Regions from separate parts of the Mus musculus genome. Here region 2 is linked to region 1. A link is a loop called in an ENCODE intact Hi-C map of the cell type or tissue named here. Cell type or tissue: left cerebral cortex. All regions are shown on one strand. Each heading gives the region's core, and the rest is flanking DNA. Links, peaks and the distances in the headings are about the cores only.

Region 1 (7,578 bases), core at 2,256-4,755:
CCTCCCTCTGTGAAATAAGGTACAAGTCCCTTATAGTACTGTCCCTTAGGCTCTCAGGAGGCAGATGAGCAAAGCACATGGTCCTGGGGAACCCTTAGTACAAGGGTTTTCCTCTTCCTCCTGGTTGGACTTCATTTTCCTCCTGGTTGGATGTTCTTCTCCCTCCTGGTTGGATGTTCCTCTTTCTTCTGGTTGGATGTTCCTCTTCCTCCTGGTTGGACTTCCTTTTCCTCCTGGTTGGATGTTCCTCTTTCTTCTGGTTGGATGTTCCTCTTCCTCCTGGTTGGACTTCCTTTTCCTCCTGGTTGGATGTTCCTCTTTCTTCTGGTTGGATGTTCCTCTTCCTCCTGGTTGGATGTTCCTCTTCCTCCTGGTTGGACTTCCTTTTCCTCCTGGTTGAATGTTCTTCTCCCTCCTGGTTGAATGTTCTTCTCCCTCCTGGTTGGATGTTCTTCTCCCTCCTGATTGGATTTTTCTATTCCTCCTGGTTGGATGTTCCTCTTCCTCCTGGCTGGATTTTCCTCTTCCTCTTGGTTGGATGTTCTTCTCCCTCCTGGTTGGATTTTCTTCCTCTTCCTCCTGGCTGGATTTTCTTCTCCCTCCTGGTTGGATTTTCCTCTTCCTCCTGGCTGGATTTTCCTCTTCCTTCTGGTTGGATTTTCCTCTTCCTCTAGGTTGGACCTTCCTCTTTCTTTCTTCTGGTGAATTTACTAGGTTTGCTCTGATCTAGTCTGTCTTCTGTTCCCACCACTTGGCAGAAAACCTGGTGAATGTGAAGCCAGCAGTGCTGTATCCTGTTTCCTCACCAAATCCCACCATACAGTGGCATCCTTACCCCATGTGCCTCCCAGGGTACTTCTTGTTCTAGGCCTCACTCACCTGTGTCAACTTTACCCCAGGCTGTACCCTTTCATCCCTGGGTACAGCCTGGAGTAAAGTCATTACATCAGGTGCCTCTACTCTACTTATTCATTACTCCAAGGCCCACTCTCCATTGTCATTCTTAACCCAGACTCCACTCTTCCATGTAAGCATTATTTCAGGTCTCACTCTGTATTTCTTTTTTTTTTAATATTTATTTTATTTATATGAGCACACTGTAGCTGTCTTCCCACACACCAGAAAAGGGCACCAGATCTCATTCTAGATAGTTGTGAGCCACCATGTGGTTGCTGGGAATTGAACTCAAGACCTCTGGAAGACCAGTAAGTGCTCTTAACCACTGAGCCATCTCTCCAGCCTTTGATCTTGTATTTCATTATAACTTCAGCTCCTTCTCCCACTTCATCATTACCTCAGGCCCCACCCTTCCACTTCAATATTATCTGGGGGTCCTTTCTACTTATGGAAACTGTAGTGGGTGGATTCATTAACCATGGATTCTGGGCAATGATACAACACCAGAAGAAGGTAAAGCAGAAATGTACTCCATTAGTAAGCAGGGGAGAGGGACATAGCATTAGCTATCATTTTTTTTTTTTTGGACTTTGAGTCAGTTGTTTTAATGACTGGAGACTCTACTTCTGTGGTCTTCAATGAACTAGGAAACATCTAGAGAGCAAGGAGCCACTGATAAGACATTTTAGTGAACAAAGTGTAGATCCCAGATCTGAGTCCCGCTTGCATCATTTCTCTGTGGTATCATTATGAGATACTCCAGAGCCTGATATGGACTGCTGAGTGATTAGCAGGGAGTAGTGCCAGTAGCCTGGTGACCAAGACAGGAGGTACTAATTCTCTCTTGGCTCTGGAGGCCAGACTCTGAACGTGAGGTACAAGCTGAGGGAATGGTTCATTCTGTAGTTTCTAGGGGTCCATTCCACGCCTCTTTACACAACCTGGTGGTGACTGGAGATCCTGGTGTTCTTTGGCTATAGAACCATCAGTCTAGTTAATTTGCCTGTCTTCACGTTGATGTCAGTGTCCTGGGATGCTTGTCATTGGTCTTCCCTAATTAGAGAGTGATCTCATCTCAAGGTCCATAATTATGTCTACAAAGACTTATTTCCAATAATATGGTATTCTGAGGACCCAAGTGGACATAGCTTTGCAGGGTGGGCGTGGAGGAAGGCATTTAACCTACTCCAGTGGTGAAGGCAACCTCCTTGCTGAGCACATCCTATTGCAGGAGCTTACTTTCCTGAAAGAGGTCTTCAGTGTCCACTGAGAGGAAGCATATGTATGTATAGTTAGTTATTCCTTCCAGTAACCTGCTGTGTTGATGGGGCAGACTGAAGAAGATCTGTATTGGTTTACTGGGTTTTTTTAAAAAAATATTTAATTATTTATTTTATGTATATGAGTACATTGTAGCTGTCTTCAGATGCACCAGAAGAGGACATCAGATCCCATCACAGCTGGCTGTGAGCCACCATGTGGTTGCTGGGAATTGAATTCAGGACCTCTCCAAGAGCAGTTGGTGCTCTTTAACTGCTGGGTTATTTCTCCAGCCCAGATTTACTGTACGCATATCATGAATATTAAAGCAAGGTTTTGCTGTGGCTACTCCTTTACACTGAGTAACCTCAACACAGATTCCCCACTGGGGTCCGGAAGCACATTCCCTCAGACCAGTAGCAGCACACTATAAACTTTGCAGCTTAAATGGTTGAGCCACAACGTACTTTAAAGGAGTATGTTAGTCTAATTTGGTCCAAACATAGTGTGTCCTGTCCTAAGCCAGTACTATGAATAGTGAATTGTCTAGCAGAAACCCTGCCTTTTCCAAGTGAGCTGTCAGGCCACTGGAGTAATTCAGGGAGATCCAGGGAGGTTTTTCTAGGACAGTATTTCTGAATGTCTCCTGCAGTATTTGCACAGTGGCCAGGCTCAATGGCTATTCTCTTATCCTTGGTCATCACCAGCCACTGTCTCTGTAGACATGTCGGTGGAGGAATCCAAAGCTCTAATAAACCCAAGCTCTTTGGTTATTCTGCATGTGCTTTTAGAGAAAGTTACTTTGCTATTATGAGGTTTTAGGCATAGTCCTTTGGCCATCCACTGGGCACATAAGGTTCTCATTATCTTTACCAGATCACACCCTTAACTCTACTAGGATTCTTGTGTGTAATGTTTGCCTCCTCGGGTGGAGTTTCTGTACTTCAAACATAAGTGATCAGGTTATTTTCTACCAGGACACCTGCAACTGAAGCAGGTGTAAGGATGTGTAGATGCCAGCGGTCTCTGGTCTGCCCTCCCATTCCCCCTCCTGCTTACAGTTGGTTCTTAGCCCAGTCCGGTATACTGAAAGATTGGAGTGGAAGGCTTGCCTCTTTCCCCTGCAACTTCTCAGATGCCAGGGCGCTTGGAATCTTCAGCATGAGTTGCTCGTGTAGACGGGCCTCTCCGAACACCCTGCCCACTCACTTTTATGAAGACCTGTGTCGTCAGCTCTGTGACGCTTCGTAGGAAGTTGCCCATTTATGGCTACTAGAGCAAATGATATCATCACAATAGGTGGCTCCTGTCTAAATAGGGATCGTTTGTGAAATGAGATTATAGGCATTTATCTGAAAGAGCAAGAGACAGAGCACCTGCTCTCCGTAATTGCTGTCCCGGGGGACAGCACTGTGCTCTAATCAAGGCGTCCATCTCCATGGCTAATTTTGTTACCAGCAGAGAGCTTGCGTTTAGCGCTCAGTGCCAGGCAGCCCCCATATCCACATGGAATCCACTCCAGATCCATGTTTTCTATTACGCTTGAATATATGGGACATGCATAGGGATCCTATGCCCGCCACCGTGCTGCAGTGTGCCTGTTTTGCAGAGTACCGTGGATGCCTAGTCCAAGCCGAGGCTGACTGGAGCTGTGACCACTCACTTGGTCACCCTGGCCTCCTCCTTCCTTTGCAGCGAGGTTGAAGTGCCTCTGCGTGCATAGCTTCCCATCTGCTGTGGAGCTGCCTTGCACTTCACATTCGGATGCTGCAAGGCGTGCAGCAGGAGTCTCGCTTCGGTAAGTCAAAGGTGACTCATTTCTCACTTTCCCTGTGTCTTGGATGTAGACTTTACTAGTTCCGTGGCCTCTGGGAAATGATACTTAACTGATCAGCACTCGACCAGCTAAACCGACAGCTGCTTACCTCTCTGTACTTTGCAGCATGTTTTTTTTTTTTTATGTTTTTTTTTTTTCTTTCATTGCTCTGTTTCATAGACCTAGGGTTGTACTGCTTTCGTAAGTGAAATACTCATGTCTTGATAGATGGTAGTGACAGCCAGGAGACAGCACTGCAATCCAGGGAGCATCCTCCATTCTCTGGGGGGACTTGGGGGAGATGGTCTTGCACAGCAATCCAGGACCATAGCATTGTCCTAGGCAGACAAGTTCTGTCTCTAATTAACCATCATTTCGATAGTCACCAGATACTGGAGCAGTCTGTAATGCAAGCACTGTTTTGGCTGGCTCTCCTTTTATTTCAGCAAAGATGTGGCAACTGGGCTGTGGGTTCCGTGATCCCCTGGGAATGAGTAAATCCAGGGACCTTAGGTCATTAAACCTGTGTTTCATAGGCTAGCAAGAGAGAGAAGCCTGCGGAGAGGGCTTCCTTTGTGTGGCTGAGTGCAGTAAAGGGTTTTGAGCTCTTCCCAGCTGCAGTTGAATAGGATGAAAGAGGGGAGAGGTGCTGGGATGGACACCCGCTGGGAAGAGCTGTCTGTGCCCGGTCTTTATAACCAAAGCCCCTTCCAAAGCACTAATTTCGCGCTTACCCCAAGTAGCCCTCCTTGGCTTTGTAGGAGGAGATGGTGTGCAAGTGTCATGGACTTGCTGAGCTTTTGAATAAAGCGTGCTTTGGAGTGCACAGTCTGACAGGGAGCTCTGAGAACCCAGCCAACTGCTTCACACCAGCCAGGAAGGTTTTTTTTTTTTTTCCCCTTTGCAGCGAGGAACTGTGTAGCTGGTCCAGCTGATGTGGCTGGTCCCCAGCCTCCTCTGGGTGAGCGAGCCACAGGGATGAAGATGAGGTGTGCCTGGTGTGGTCTTTCTCCGCACACTTCCTTCTCACTCTGCCTTGACATGTTCCGTTTTATTCTTGCTTTCCCTCTGGAAAGGAAACACTCCTCTCCAAAGAGCACGGCCACATCTGGCCACATCTGGCCCCTTCCGGGCACCGAAGAGACTTGTTGTTGCCTCCGCATCTGGGTAGTCGCTGGCTGTACACATTCCCCGTTATAAATGGCTGAGTTTTCACAGGGAGGACTTGCACGCTGCAAAGGACTGAGCATGTCCAGAGGGAAGCTGCCATTGGCTTCCGCGTTTCCAGGTGGATATCGACTGCTTCATTCATAATTCTATCCCCAGAGCTCAGGTCTGTCACCTTCCAGGAGCTCAGTGTCCAGGAGGAATTTTGTAGCCTTAAGTCTATTCCCAGGTGAGGGTCAGTCCATTCGACTTTACCCAGCCCTTTAAATTATGCTTCATCGAGCAACAAGTATTTTATTACCCACAACCACCCATCACCCTTGCCCTTCACCCGAGAGAGCTCACAGGACCACACTCGACATCCCAGTACTGCATGGATGTCCCAGCCTTTGGTTGGATTTGTAGCCCAAGTTGAAGGTTGCTGCTGGAAGTAAGCCTAGAGAGACGTTTAGATCACAGCACAGTTAGACATCTGCTAGAGAAGCAGGCCACTGGCTCTTTCCCTAAGTTTAAACCCCGCCTTTACATGTATCCATTACTCAGTGCTAAGTGTATTTAAGTAATGTGTACTTTTTTTTTTTAAATCGAATCAGTTCAATATAATTAAAGCAGAAGGTGGGGCAGTAGAAATGAAGTATGACTTTGTGACAGTGTTCACCCACATGTAACCACAGCATGTGCACACAGGTCTCTGGCAGACATTTCACAGCCCTGCTGTGATGCTGTTTGAGGCCTCTAGGTATTTTCTGGACAAACTTTAGTTCTCTCTCGTGGTCTCAAACACGGCTTCCAAACTATGTGCAGCCTTTGCTTTCTAGACTAGCGTCATTTTATATACATAAAATGCAAGTTTTGATTTTTGAAACTTACTTCATGGAGTGTGTGTGTGTGTGTGTGTAAGTAGTGTGCCATGTATGTATGGAGGTCAGAGATTGACTTTGGGGACTGAGTTCATGGCTTTCACCTTGTTAAGGCGGGGCCAGCCTTCTGTCTGCCATGCATAGGGTATTCCAGCTGGCCTCTGAGCTTCTGCCGTGTTTTCCTATCTCACATGCTGTCTCTGCAGTAGTGCGAGGATCACACATTGCATCTAGCTTTTCTTCTTTTTTTTAACCAAAAAGATTCTGGAGACTAAACTTGGGCTTGCATGCTTGTGAGGTTTGTTCTTTCCCCTTCTGAGCAATCTCTCCTCCCTGAGTTTTATTTTTTTGTTTCTCCTTCAGTGAATGGGTCTGCACCTCAGTGGGGTACGCTGAATTCCGTGAAGTATTCAGTCAGTGCAGGCTGCTGAAACTCCCAATATCCTAGACCGTGGGAGCAGAGCTCTGCAGTCCTCTGTGCTGTATTAGAAAACATGGTCTTTCCAGCATTATCTTTCTTCATGGATCATGCCATGAAGCCATGCTTTATCCCCCTCTTACACAAGCCTGATCCCCCATGTCCCACACGGGTGGTCTGAGAAAGGGGCAAGGAAGGCTGCTGAGGAAGAACTACAGATGTCAGAGGAGGTAAGAGGGTACTTAGGAAGGATGCTGGCATGACTGTTGCCATTGAGATAACAGCAGACACCTACGCACTGTGTGCTTCCAGCCAGTGTACAGTGTGTGGGATATTTCTGAATCAGTCACACCCCCACATGTTAATGGTGTGCTTCCTTTATGCACCCAGCAGCTGAAAACACAGTTATGCACCCTGGGCTCTGTGCACACAGCACTCATTGACGCTGGAGCTCTCACACTTTGAATCAGGAAGTTGTTTATGGAGATGCAGCTGTTACCTGAAATTTGCATATTAGATCATTATTTTATTCATGACTGGTAGTAAAATTAGCATTTTCGTCCAACTAGCATGGAGGGAAAAAAAAGTCTTAACGTTTCTCTGTGAAGAATGGCTATTGTGAAATGTCTTTCTTGTCTGCATATATTGGTTAAAAGCATGTTGCTCCCTAGGATCAAAGGTAAAACAGCCCCTCAAGAACTTTTTGTTTCTCTTTTGTGGCGAAACCCTCCTCTCTCTAGTTTGGAATCTAACGTCCTTTGGACAGTGTGGCCTCTGAGTTGCAAATGCATGCCTTGAGGTCGAGCCTCGGCATTGATCCCAAAACTGCAGAGATCTGCCCGTGCAACCTTTCAGCGGTGGTCACGGGAAGCCTCTGCTTATGTCTTCCTTCTAATGCAGTGTCTCTCAGGCATGCACCACCTTCTCAGACCATCCTGTGCCTGTTCCCTCACTCTTGTACATGCTTCTTTGATAACAGAGACTGAGAGTCCTGATTGCCGGGGTCCACAAGTAGTATAGTCCAGGGCTGGCCACATGGCTATGGGTAAAGGCACTAGCCCGCAAGCCTGATAGATTATCTAAGTTTGATACTTAGGACTCAGATGGTGAAATGAGAGAAATAACTCTTGAAAATAGTCTTCTGACCTCCACCTGACCTC
Region 2 (7,578 bases), core at 2,177-4,676, 87 kb after region 1:
TGTTCTCTCTCTCTCTCTGTCTCTTTCTCTGTCTCTGTCTCTGTCTCTGTCTCTGTCTCTGTCTCTCTCTCAATGATTTTAAAAACAAAGTGGCTTTTCTATACCTTCATATAACACCCAAGAATATTTAAGTATTTTATGAAGTTATTTTTTTAATTTCATGAGCACCCATGCTTAGGGCCTATTTCTTAAACGTTCCCCAAGTTCCCCCAACATCACCATCAGTTAGAGTCCAAGTGTCTCACTAGGAGCCTGTGAGACACCATTCACATCTAATCCACAACAGTACAGCATCATTAGATTAAGTCTCTAAGTTGCCTGTGAACTGTAGTTTTAAATAAATCCATTTCTATATGGACTGAAATCACAATTTGTGTTTTAAAATACATTAAGGAATCTTGAAATGCCAGTTATTATATTATATATACCTATGTCATTAAAATTCCTTTTGAAATAGAGATGTCAGTATGGAATATTTTTTCTGGAATATTTTTTAACTCAGTGGTAAAATATTTAATAGTTCCTAGCTGTGGTAGTTTTAATCGTCAGTCTGACACAATTTAGAATCACATGAGAAGGGAGTCTCCATGAAGAATAAATTAGACTGGGTTGGCCATGGGCATGTCTGTTGGTGATAATCTTGATCAGTAGGGAAGACCCAACCCACTCTAGGCCACACATTTCCTGGCCTTGTATCGAAGTGTGTAAACTAAGCATCAAGCATGCGCAACTTCAATTTTTTTCTTTTCTTCTCTGCACAGTGGATGTCATCATTGGCTAGTTCAGGTCCCGGCCACTTGACTTCTCTTATGTGATGGACTGGAACACCTCTCCTCCACGTTGCTTTTTGTCAGAGTACGAAATGAAACCAGGACAGTAGCATTAACTTAAATTTATAGTCTACGATTACAAGGAACTGACTGAAAAACATTCAGCTATGCCCATCCGCTGCAGATACAGTGGCTAGGCGACAGGGAAGGAAGGCGTTCCCTGGGGTATGAAGTCCTGTTTGAATAAATGCAATTAAAAATTACAATATGTGATGTTTAGAATAGAGAACTGGAGTGCAAACATCATATAATTTATCTTTATTCAAATGGAGAGGCACTCGCAAAGGGCTGAGTTGTCTTCTTGTACTCCTTTCAATTCTGTGAAGTTGAAAAAAATAAATCAAAACAGGTACACCTCTGCAGTAGCACAACTTCCCCCCCTTTCCAAACTAATTATGATCTAAATTACAATATTCTCAAGTCAGATTTGATTTTAATTAACTTATAATTTGCATACAGTAAAATAGCCAGGTATCTGGTATTGCCGGTCTTGTGCTGCCCCCACACCAGCGGTGGTACAGTGTTTTGCTTGCTCTAGAAAATTCCCCAGTGGCCTTTCATGGTTAAGCCCTGAGAAAGGAGCAGTCTTTGATTCCTCTCTCCATAGATTATCTAATTTTCACATCTTTAAGAAGCAAGATGCCTTTGATGTCCCTTGTAGTCTGTGGGGAAATTCATGTAGGGACGGGTCACATATTGTCTGACTATTAGGAGTGGAAATTTTCCCCATGCACAATATTAAACACGAGGAGCTTTGGCTCTCCGAGGTGGTCACAAGCAGTAGAAGGGGCTTCAGGAGGAAGGGTTTAGGGGCTGAAATACAAGATGGGTGGGCACTCATGGGTGAAGACATAGATAGCATGGTGCTTTCTTCTTTCTAGGGATTCTCCATGGGAAATACCTTCCATCTCTCCCCTGCAGACTGACATAGGAATGCCAATATATATATATATGTATATGTATATGTATATGTATATGTATGTATATGTATGTATATGTGTGTGTATATATACACACACACATATATATAATGATATAGTGATGCATATCTGAGAGTGCAAAGGTGTGGGCCATCTTGGACAATAAAGTAACATGAGGGCATTAAGGGACTCTTACATGAAGCATATGAAGAATGTGTTGGGCAGGGAAGGGAGGGCTCTGATGTCATTGTAACTCACGGAATAACTGTAACAGAAAGATTTGTCAGCCTTGAACGGTGTATTTCTAGATGTCCAATTTGTCAATGCTATGTATATTTGAGAGTGCAGATACTGCTATCTGATGCGCTTAGCAGCTGTGGTGCTTATCTTTCACAAAGGCTCCTGCACCAGGGCTCGTTCCTCAGTCGTCACTGCAGTGTCTGGACAGGTTGAGGCACAGACACTGAGCTGTTCTAAGGGCGAGGATGGAAGGTTTCTAAGTGTGGTGATCAGGGTCCACCGTGCTCTCAGAAGTCCATCACCTATTTTCTGACATTTCTATGTGAATCTGCAGGGGAGAAGTGGAAGGGATTTGCATGGAGCATCCCTTGAGACAGTTTAGCACCACTGTGCTATTGGTGACTTCCTTCCTGGATGCCCATCTCCTGCTTCAGCCCCAACTCAGTAAGAAAAGCAAATCCCATTTCAGTCATGAGCCACTCGAACGGTTTCCTCTTCGTGGTGTCTTTATGAATGGTGCTGGCTGTTTTCAAACTGTAAGTTGCCCATGGCATGTGCTGTAAGCCAGCACACACAGAAGCCTGCCTGTGACATCCAGTGAAGGCAGCATGCACCTTGGGCTATTGAATCACACACCCCTGAGACATGTAACAAGATCAATAACTCCTACTACTTAATGATCATTAAAAGGTCATGTGTGTGGGAAATGGTGTTTGTCAGATGGAAGATTTCAGTAGCTTTCACTGTTGTTGACAAGAATATTCCATGGCATGTTGGTATTGGATGCCAGAGAACTTCAGGAAGATAATGTTTGATTTTGTTTGAACCAATGGGTATCCCTGAATGGCTCAGTCATCTCTATATGGTAGAGTAGCCACTGTTTACCATTCTAAACTATTGTATAGCATGCAATTTAGAATATTAAAACAAGGTGTGATACAGAAGGCATATTGTATATTACTATTACAAGATATACACCGTGGAGCGTATCTGTGGAAAATGTAAATCAATGTTCCAGTGTTGGCATTGGGAAAGGAGCGTAAGGCCCATCCTGAGTGGCTGATGTGTGGCTCTTGGTTGTCTCTATTCTACAGATGACATGGTGCCACCAGAATAGCTTGGGATGTGCTGGCGGTAATGTAAAAATAGTCATAATAACAATGCTGAGGCGTGCATGGTGCTTTCTCCTCTTGAAATTTCAGAGCAGCTCCCAGTAGGGCACTGTGACTCACTGACAAGCCGTCTGGAGGGAAGTCAGTGTGCGTGGCTTCCCTTTTCAGTGAGGAGTTGGACCGTAATCGTCAGCACAGTCTCTGAGGTGCCTACATCTGGAGAGACGGCCCTGTGAGGCATGGAAGAGATGCTCTGAGGTGTCCACCTCCCACATCCTCAGGATGTGCCTTTCTTAGGAAACCACTGATTTGTCACCCCAAAGTCCTTAAAAAAACAAAAAACAAAAAAACTCCAAATATAGACAGCAGTGTACGCTCTTAGTCATCCACCCTGGCTCACTCTTCCAAAACAGCTCTCACCATGTGGGTAGGTTCTGCTCAGGCTGGGCTCAGGTCCACTGGGAATTTCCTTTAACTGTGTTGACAATAAAGACAACATTACATACCTGCATGAAGGGAAGAGTTAGAGGCCACTTTAGACTTCCACTGAGAGGAAGAACTGAAGCCCCCTGCATGAAGGAAGCTCTACCCACCAGGGATGGCAGCTCTACAGTGCTTGTCTACCTGCTGAGGGGTGGTAGTCTCTGCTATCATGGCTCCTACCATCAGCAACCCCTGTTTTTACCCATTGTTCCACCAAGGAACATTGGCTTTTGTTTCCCCAAACTGTGGATGATGATCTGACGTTCCCTGAACTCCAGAATCTGTTCAACCCCTGTACTCAGGTATTTCGTGCCAAGCTCAAGGACAGTGACCATGGATAACATGTTTCCAGTCAGTTGTTGGTAGCTGAGGTTCCTCCTACTGCCACCACAGTGAGTCACCTCACAGCATGGGTGTTCTAGTCCCACCATCAGGGTGATCTTAAACTTGTTGGCTAGCACAAAATCCCTAGAATGTATGGTATCCCGTGTATTATGCATGAAGAATGCAGGTATGTGTATTACATACCCGCATGAAGGGAAGAGTTAGAGCCCACTTTAGACTTCCACTGAGAGGAAGAACTGAAGCTCTTCATGAAGAAAGGGGCTTGAAGCCCACCTTGTGCTCCACTGTGATCAGGGGTCTCCTTCATTTCCTGTGTCTTCTACAATATTTCTGCCATGGAGGGAACATTTGGACGGTTCCCATTCATGGTTAGTAGTTTGTAGCTTCCAGTGTCCACCTATGGCATATAGTAGGGCCCTTTGTCAAATTACACTAACCTGAATGTCATGCCGTATGTGTGAACTCTGACCTAATCAGGCCACAGAGGTCCATCCCCAAGAAATTAGAAACGCATTTCCCTTCTATCAGTTTATGATCTGTTCAGTTGCCTGAAGTTTAATTGTGTGACTCTGTCTTGTAAGCAGGTTTGTTGGCCCAGCAGCTTCTTAGAGCCCTGGTGGCAGAGACAGGCAGATCCACATTTGCTGAGCTTCCTGCTTCCCTGGGCTTTGTGAAACGGAAGATGCTCAACTCTCAGAAGGATAGAGAGGGTGGCCAGTTAATCCTTACACCGAATCCCCAACCTCTCATCAGTGGAAAGTCTGGTCTCTATACAAAGGGACGTTCTAGGTAGCCTTTCACGAGAAGTGCATCATGCTATGTGTGATATGAGAGAAGCCACAGGACACTATGCTAACTTAAATAAGTCAGATGGAAAGATAAGTCAATCCCATCCGTTCATACATAGAATCGAAATTGTCTAACCCAGCGAAGTAAAGACCACAGCTGAGAAAGGACACAGAGGATTTAGCTAACTAGGAGACCAACTTCTGTGGCCCTCCCATACAGCAGAGTAGCGGTGGTTATAGCTGCATTCTTGGAAGTTGCTGAGAGTGGATTTTTTTTAAATGCCCACCAAAATCAAAATGAGCTAATGAGGCTGTGTGCCTGCTAATGAGCTTGATTCATCCACTGTAAAATGTGTACATACTTCAAACCATCATCCCATACGCTGCGAATACATAGACTTCTTGTCAATTAAAAGACTGATTCATAATTAACACTGTACTTTTCTACAAGCTCCTCACTTTTAATGATAAAAATACATTTTATTTATTTATTTTTGTCAAAATGAAAATGCATACGCTGCTGATCCAACCATTCTTAAACCCAGTAATTCATTGATCAGAAAAGAGGAGTAATGGATTCAAATGAATGCTTGTTAAAGGGGCTCAGCGTTCATCAGCAGCTGTTTGATGCCTGGCCCCATGTGTGCGACTGAAAAACCACAGCAGCTCTGCCCAGCTCCTGTCGTCAGCAAGTCCCACAGGAAAGAGAGAAGCACGCCACTGTGCGGGGACCTCTGTCATCTGAGAGCTGTTATTGGAGTCACCAAAACTGACACTGGAGATTAATATCTGTTTGCTCCTGGAAATCTGGAGTTTGGACCCCAGGCTGATATCCAAAGTATAGTTTTAAAGTTCTCGTTCAGCTCATGCCTAGGGAAAAGCAGCAGCTGTTGCTGAGGTGAGCCTAGGGTTCTGACAGGGTGCAGAACCAAGGCATCACATTGATTTGTGGTGTGGATCAATATTGCCACTTCAAAGACCGGCTACTCAGAAGATACATGACCATGTGTGTACGGCTGAGCTTTGAGGGGATGCTACTCTAGAAGAAGGAAAATGGAAGACAATGCATACCATAAGTGGAGAATAAATGAGGGGTGAGCTGAAGAAAGTTCAGGGCCTTTGACAATTTGTTATGAAGGCTGCAGCCACTTGCTGGAGCATAGTAGGACATTAAGCACAGAGCTGTCACTTATTATATCAGACTCATTCCTAACATGAGCTCCTAGAATAGGGGCTACCTTATCTTGGACATATGGAGAAGGATGCTCATCACAGGCACTTTCCTTTGAGACAGCTACCACAGTGGAGGAGAGTTGGAAATGAAGACACAGCCTCAAATCCTGTATCATAAATTAGATCAGGAAGGATGGGAGCTGGCCGCTTCTTGTGTAGCCACAGCAGCTGATTCTGTTTAGAGACCGAGTCTCCGTGGATGCTCTGTTTTTTAAAGTCACGACACATTCTTTTGTAAATAGGTATTTTATTGCAAATTTGACATTTATTTTAGATGTGCATGTATGTAAATCCATCGACATAGAATTGTGCACATGCACACACACATACACATAAATACATACAGGCATACACACACATGGACACACACATACATATACACACACACACATATATATATATACACACACACATACAACACACACACACACATACACACATACACACATACACACACACACACACACACACACACACACACACACACACACAGCGGGCCAGTGGTAGAGTCTGTAGATCTCCAGGTACCTTTTTCATCAGAGATTCCACATGTGTTCATTTCCCCCCATGTCATATATTGATTAAAAGAACATAAAGCCTCACAGCGACTATAACTCAGTTAGCAAAGTGTCTGTGAAACAGGCAGGAGGACCCCAGTTTGGTTCCCAGAACCTTGTCTCGCTGTGGCTAGACACGAAGTGGCCAGTTCCAGTCCTTCCTAATCTAATTTATGATATACATTTGCAGCTGTGCCTTCATTTCTAACTCTTTCCCCATCATGGGTACTATCTAAAAGAAAGTGCCTCTGTGATGTGCACCCTTCTAAATATGCCCCAGGAAAAGCAAGGCAGGGTCGTAGGAGCTTGTGAGCCTAGGGCCCAGGAGAGTGACAGGAATATCCCTGTGTCTCACTGTTGATCTAGCCTAGCCCAGTGTATAAGCTCCAGGCCATTGAGAGACCTTGCATCAAAACTGAAGATGAACCATACCTGAAGAACAATATCCAAGATTGATCTCTGTCCTACATACCTACACAGACACATATGCATGAATATGTCATCTGTGTACAACCCCCATGAAAACACACACACACAATCAGAGGGGGAGAAGAGAACATAAAATATGGTGTAGAGGAGGCAGTGGTTGAGCCGAGACAAATCACAGGAGAAGAAGGTGGGGACAAGAGGACGGAATATGGAAGGCTGTTTTTCCATGGTCCTGGGCCACAAAAATGTACTATGTCTTCAACCCAAGACCTGAGGACCACTCTATATAATCCTACAGGTTAGAAACCCAGCATCTATGTGCAGTCAGGCCAGCCAGCATCTTCTGAGCTTATTCTCCTTTGCTCATAGATGCTGTCTTCTTGTATCTTCATATGGTCCTCTCTCTTTCCCTCTGTGCATCCTCATGAGGACCCTGCTTTTGTCTGTGTGAATCCAGTCTCTCTTCCTCAACATTTTCTCCGCCTCTGGAAAGACATGGGCACACCCGCCTGTGTCACTGAAGTATTGTGCTTGGTCTCTTGACTTGGGTAATACTCTGGAGCTCAGGTATGTCTCTTCCTGACACCAGTTGATAGGTCCTTCCTCCAAAAATCAGTGGGGCTGGAGCCATTAAGCCAGGC

What was found. A loop is a pair of places that touch in the nucleus more often than their neighbours do. Peaks named below come from ENCODE experiments on the same cell type or tissue, not always from the same donor. Only the 100,000 strongest peaks of a DNase experiment are listed, where the experiment ranks them.
Region 2: it touches region 1 in a loop (2.0-fold over the local background); 2 of 42 quality-filtered maps call a loop at or near these places.

Annotation. Positions count from the first base shown.
Region 1 is chr8:14,378,234-14,385,811 of GRCm38, forward strand. The region is part of intron 3 of Dlgap2 (DLG associated protein 2); the gene reads left to right. Among named protein-coding and RNA genes, the nearest start is that of Gm26184, 110 kb to the left of the region's middle. In left cerebral cortex, for the core only: no CTCF peak of the experiment used is centred there; DNase peaks (open chromatin) are centred at 3,430, 3,668 and 4,591; H3K4me3 peaks cover 1,634 bases; H3K27ac peaks cover 1,114 bases.
Region 2 is chr8:14,464,964-14,472,541 of GRCm38, forward strand. The region is part of intron 3 of Dlgap2 (DLG associated protein 2); the gene reads left to right. Among named protein-coding and RNA genes, the nearest start is that of Gm26184, 200 kb to the left of the region's middle. In left cerebral cortex, for the core only: no CTCF peak of the experiment used is centred there; a DNase peak (open chromatin) is centred at 3,325; H3K27ac peaks cover 184 bases.